Linked DNA regions of Homo sapiens: region 1 is linked to region 2. Evidence: chromatin contacts called from ENCODE Hi-C or POLR2A ChIA-PET data. All regions are on one chromosome and are shown on one strand. Each heading gives the region's core, a stretch centred on a gene start or an enhancer-like site at or near the end of the contact. The rest is flanking DNA. Distances are from core to core; before and after follow the strand shown.

Evidence for each region. A loop is a pair of places that touch in the nucleus more often than their neighbours do. ChIA-PET counts read pairs that join two places held with the same protein, here RNA polymerase II (POLR2A). Pooled maps may share reads with other maps.
Region 1: a loop to region 2 is called in a pooled map, with 2.1 times the contacts of the local background. The contact joins two enhancer-like sites. A Hi-C loop is called at or near these places in 26 of 168 maps with a recorded cell type or tissue (A673, B cell, Caco-2 and 18 more), 26 of 37 single-sample maps with no recorded cell type and 28 of 50 pooled maps. POLR2A ChIA-PET finds 5 or more read pairs at or near these places in 14 of 52 experiments (A549, AG04450, H1 and 10 more).

The regions. Positions count from the first base shown.
Region 1 is chr13:95,313,211-95,315,910 of GRCh38, forward strand. No RefSeq gene overlaps it. Among named protein-coding and RNA genes, the nearest start is that of ABCC4, 13 kb to the left of the region's middle. Within about 2 kb of position 1,366, at least 3 of the 41 ENCODE cell types and tissues checked have a DNase peak (open chromatin) inside an H3K27ac peak, as active enhancers do.
Region 2 is chr13:95,379,604-95,382,319 of GRCh38, forward strand. All of the region lies in intron 1 of LOC124903193 (a long non-coding RNA gene), which reads right to left. Among named protein-coding and RNA genes, the nearest start is that of ABCC4, 80 kb to the left of the region's middle. RefSeq lists a silencer at 1,120-1,169 and an enhancer at 1,450-1,499. Within about 2 kb of position 1,253, at least 3 of the 41 ENCODE cell types and tissues checked have a DNase peak (open chromatin) inside an H3K27ac peak, as active enhancers do.

The sequences.
Region 1 (2,700 bases), core at 116-2,615, 66 kb before region 2:
TGGATAATTTTTTAAACTTTTTTTGTAGAGACAGGGTCTCATTATGTTGTAAGGCTGGTCTTCAAATCCTGGCATCAAGCAATCCTCCCACCTTGGCCTCCCAAAATGCTGGGATTACAGGTGTGAGTCACTGAGCCTGGCCTAAAGTGAGGTTTTTTTGTTTGTTTGTTTGTTTGTTTGTTTTTAATTAAACATTTGTTTTAAAAAAGAAGTACTGTAATTACAATATACAGATTAACAGGTTTTGTGAATTCCAGAAGTCTATCTTCAAAAAAACAAACCTGTTCCTAAACAAAACCATCACTGATGTTAACTTTCTCAGCAATACATAGCAAATGAAATATCAACATCTGGCTGGGTACAGTGGCTCATGCCTGTAATCCTAGCACTTTGGGAGGCTGGGGCAGGCGGTTCACCTGAGGTCGGGAGTTGGAAACCAACCTGACCAACATGGAGAAACCCCATCTCTACTAAAAATACAAAATTAGCCAAGTGTGGTGGTGCATGCCTGTAATCCCAGCTACTTGGGAGGCTAAGGCAGGAGAATCGCTTGAACCAGGGAGGTGGAGGTTGCAGTGAGCCAAGATGGTGCCATTGCACTCCAGCCTGGGCAACAAGAATAAAACTCCGCCTCAAAAAAAAAAAAAGAAAAGAAAAGAAAGAAATATCAACATGTATATGAAAAACATAACAGGCCAGGCACGGTAGCTCATGCCTGTAATCCTGTCACTTTGGGAGGCGGAGGCAAGAGGATCACTGGAGCCCAGGAGTTCAAGACCAGCCTGGGCAATATAGCAAAACCCTGTCTCTACAAAAAAAAAACCCAAAAAATCAGCTAGGCATGGTGGTATGCACTGGTAGTCCCAGCTACTCAGGAGGCTGAGATGGGAGGATCACTTGAGCCTGGGTGGTCGAGGCTACAGTGAGCCATGACTACACCACTGCACTCCAGCCTGGGTGACAGAATGAGACTGTCTCAAAAAAAAAAAAAAGAAAGAAAAAGAAAAACATAACAAAAAATCCAGGATCCCAAGAAATTAGCTTCAGTTTAGAATTATGCTTCAGACCAAATATTATATCATAGAAAGGAAATGTATAAATGTATGGCAAAATATGATTTTTTTTCTTTCAGTAGCTATACTTCACTGAATGAGTAATTGTACCTTTTTACTGTTTCACTAAATCCTTACAATACTACTCTGAGGAATGTATTATTGTCTTTTTACAGATAATAAAGCCCAGAGAAAGGTGAAGTACATTCTCCAAAATGGAAAAAAAAATAAGATTTGCCAATGCCCATGAACATTGTACCACTTTGGTCTGCCTCTCTCTCCACTTCAGATGTCATGTTAGAGTCAGCAGCAGATCAAGGAACAGTCACTGAGTAAACATTTCTGATGTGGTTGATGTAATCTAGCACCACGAGGCTGGACGTGTATGAAGCCAGATTGCAAAAGCAAACAGGTGCCTTAGGGCAACTAGAAATGGGGACACCACAGCTATGTTGGGTAGAATGACAGGCAGGAAAGCCATGGCCCTTCAAAACCTACAATATAGACATTATAATCAGAACAGTAGAAAAAATCAACTTGTCTAGCAGAGACATCCATTTTTTAAAACTGCCAAGGCTCTGATAATTGTAATTTTAAAGTATATCTGACCTTGGCCAGGCACGCTGGCTCACACCTGTAATCCCAGCAGTTTGGCAGGCTGAGGCAGGTGGATCACCTGAAGTCAGGAGTTGGAGACCAGATTGGCCAACATGGTGAAACCCCGTCTCTACTAAAAATACAAAAATTAGCCTGGCGTGGTGGCATATGCCTGTAGCTACTCGGGAGGCTGAAGCAGGAGAATCGCTTGAACCTGGGAGGCAGAGGTTGCAGTGAGCCAAAATTGCACCATTGCACTCCAGCCTGGACAACAAGAGCTAAACTCCATCTCAACGAAATAAAAATAAATAAAGTATATTTGACCTTAAAGGACTAAAATTGGCACAGATTACATAGACACCTATTGTAGAGAAAAATTAAATTAGAACTAGATTATTCAATGACACATTACATAAGAACAACAGCTCTTATGTACCCATCAGCAGTATTTGCTGAATGTGTACAGGAAGCCATCACTCACAATTTTATTTACAAATAAAATGTAAACTAATCTTCAAGAGATAAGGGAGAATCTTGTGCCTGCTAGTTCAATCTGCTGCTTAAAAAAAAAGAAAAGAAAAGAAAAAAAAAAGCTGGCCAGGCGCGGTGGCTCACGCCTGTAATCCTAGCACTTTGGAAGGCTGAGGCAGGTGGATCACCTGAGGTCAGGAATTTGAGACCAGCTCGACCAACATGGCGAAACCCCATCTCTACTAAAAATACAAAAATTAGCTGGGCATGATGGCAGGTGACTGTAATCCCAGCTACTTGGGAGGCTGAGGTAGGAGAATCGCTTGAACTCAGGAGGTGGAGGTTGCAGTGAGCCGAAATTGCACCACTGCACTCCAGCCTGGGTGACAGAGCAAGACTCCATCTCAAAAAAAAAAAAAAAAAGTATTATTTCTGAAAGCAAGTAGAAAAAGGAATGTCTCCATCTGTTTCTTTCTTTTTTTTCCTAATAGAGACGAGGTCTCATTGTGTTGCCAGACTGGTCTTGAACTCCTGAACTCAAGTGATCCTCCTGCCTCAGCCTCCTAAAGTGCTAAAATTA
Region 2 (2,716 bases), core at 3-2,502:
AGCCAGGCTTGGTGATATGCCCCTGTAGTCCCAGCTACTCGGGAGGCAGAGGCAGAAGAGTCTCTTGAACCCGGGAGGCAGAGGCTGCAGTGAGCTAAGATTGCATGACTGCACTCCAGTCTGGGCAACAGAGAGAAACTCCATCTCAAAAAAAATAATAATAATAGTAATAATTTGTTCGGCCAGGTGCAGTGGCTCACACTTGTAATCCTGGCATTTTGGGAAGCCGAGACAGGCAGATGACAAGGTCAGGAGTTCGAGACCTGCCTGGCCAATATGGTGAAACCCCGTCTCTACAAAAAATACAAATTAGCCGGGTGTGGTGGCAGGCACCTGTAGTCCCAGCTACTCGGGAGGCTGAGGCAGGAGAGTCGCTTGAACCTGGGAGGCGGAGGTTGCAGTGAGCCGAGATGGTGCCATTGCACTCCAGCCTGGGTGACAGTGCGAGATTCCACCTCAAAAACAAACAAACAAACAAACTCTGGTTTCTGGTAGCCATAGGACTAATAAAGACCCAAGTTTTGGTGGTTTGGGTTGCAGAATTAATTTTTTTAAATTTTTATTTATTTATTTATTTTTGAGACAGAGTCTCATTCTGTCGCCCAGGCTGGAGTGTAATGGCACAATCTGGGCTCACTGCAACCTCTGCCTCCTGGGTTCCTGCCTCAGCTTCCTGAGTAGCTGGGATTACAGGCACGTGCCACCACACCCAGCTAATTTTTGTAGTTTTAATAGAGATGGGGTTTCGCATGTTAGCTAGGCTGGTCTCAAACTCCTGACCTCAGGTGATCCACCTTCCTCGGCCTCCCAAAAGTGCTGGGATTACAAGCGTGAGCCGCTGTGCCTGGCCGAGGTTGCAGAATTATGATAAACTGATTTAGAAGCTGATGCAGGACAAGGAACCCCCAAAACTGGGGCTTAGCCTAGGAATGTTCTTGGCTTCCTCCAGGAAAGAATTCAAGGGCAAGCCGGTAGTATCAGATGACAATCTTTTATTGAATGGTCTTGTTCCTTGTGGAGCAGGGATAACTCATGGGCAGTGTCCCCAGCCTCTGCAGAGTACGGGCTGTTGGGAACTATATTTATGCCCACTTTCGACTATATGCAAATTAAGGAGTGGGTTAATGCAAATTGAGGAGAGCGTTGTTTAGAACTTTCTAGGAAAAGGGCGGTAACTTTTGGGTCCTTGCCCTGGCATTTGTAAGCTGTCATGGGCTGATGGGAGTGTCTTAACGCTAATGAGCAGCGAGGGCAGCCAGAGGTTTCCTTTGGTGCCACCTGCTGGTTCCTGCCAGCTTCTCCCTTTTTTCTCATGTGGAAACTGGGGCATAAATTGAGAACTGAGACCTTGAGAAATTTTTTTTTTTTTGAGACAGAGTCTCGCTCTTTCAGGCTGGAGTGCAGTGGCGAGATCTCAGCTCACTGCAACCTCCGTCTCCCTGGTTCAAGTGATTCTCTTGTCTCAACCTTCCAAGTAACTGGGATTACAGGCGAGGGCCACCACGCCCAGCTAATTTTTGTATTTTTAGTAGACTTTACCAGCTTGGTCAGGCTGGTCTCAAACTCCTGACCTCAAATGATCCACCCGCCTCGGCCTCCCAAAGTGCTGGGATTACAGACGTGAGCCACAGCGCCTGGCCAATTTTTTTTTTTTAACATTTTTTCCTTTTTTTTTTTTTTTTGTAGAGACAGTCTCCCTGTGTTACCCAAGCTGGTCTCTAGAACTCCTAGGCTTAAGCGATTCTCCCACCTCCGCCTCTCAAAGTGTTGAGATTACAAGTGTGAGCCACTGCAGCTGGCTGAGAATTGGGGATATTTGTGTGGATTTGGAAGAATATAAAAATCTTGAGAAACACCAAAGGCCCTGAATACCCATTGCAAGTGGAATCACGCTTCTCTCCCATTTCTGAGAAGACTAGGCTCCTTTTCCAGGGTGAAAACACCCCGTTAGTTGGAGTCTGTTCTATGTGATGGGGCATGTGCTTTGAACCAGCAATCAAAATAATATTTCTCTCATAGTCAGAATACAGGTCCAGGAATCAAGTGGTACAAGTTGGAATAGCTCCTCTCACTGTTAAATTTAGTAGTCCTAAGTTTTGCTTCCTGCTCCTGAATATTTTTGTGTTTTTTTACATCTTTTTTTTTCTTTTTTTGAGACAAGGTCTCACTTTATCTCCCAGGCTGGAGTGCAGTGGCACAATCTTGGCTCACTACAGACTCAAATTTCTGGGCTCAGATGATCCTCCCACCTCAGCCTCCCAAGTAGCTGGGACTCTACAGGCACACATCATCATACCCAGCTAATTTTTTAATTTTTTGTAGAGACAAGGTCTCGCCATGTTGCTTACGTTAGTCTCAAACTCCTGGACTCAAGCAATCCTCCTGCCTTGACCTCCCAAAGTGTTAGGATTACAGGTGAAGGCCACTGTGCCTGGCCTTACGGGTCATTCTTTATTTCCAAGAGAAGAATGCTTCCACCAAGGGACACATTATTGGTTCCAAGTGAACCAACTATTTGGGACTCTTTATGTCACTGAACCAATATGCAAAGAAAGAGGCAAATTACTGACTGGAGTAATTAATTCCAATTACAAGAAGACGTAGAGTTGTTACTACATAGTGGAGCAGGGAAGACTAAGTCCAAAAACCTCTCTGAATGATTTTTTTTTTGAGACAGAGTCTCAAAAAAAAATTGAGCAATCTTGGCTCACTGCAA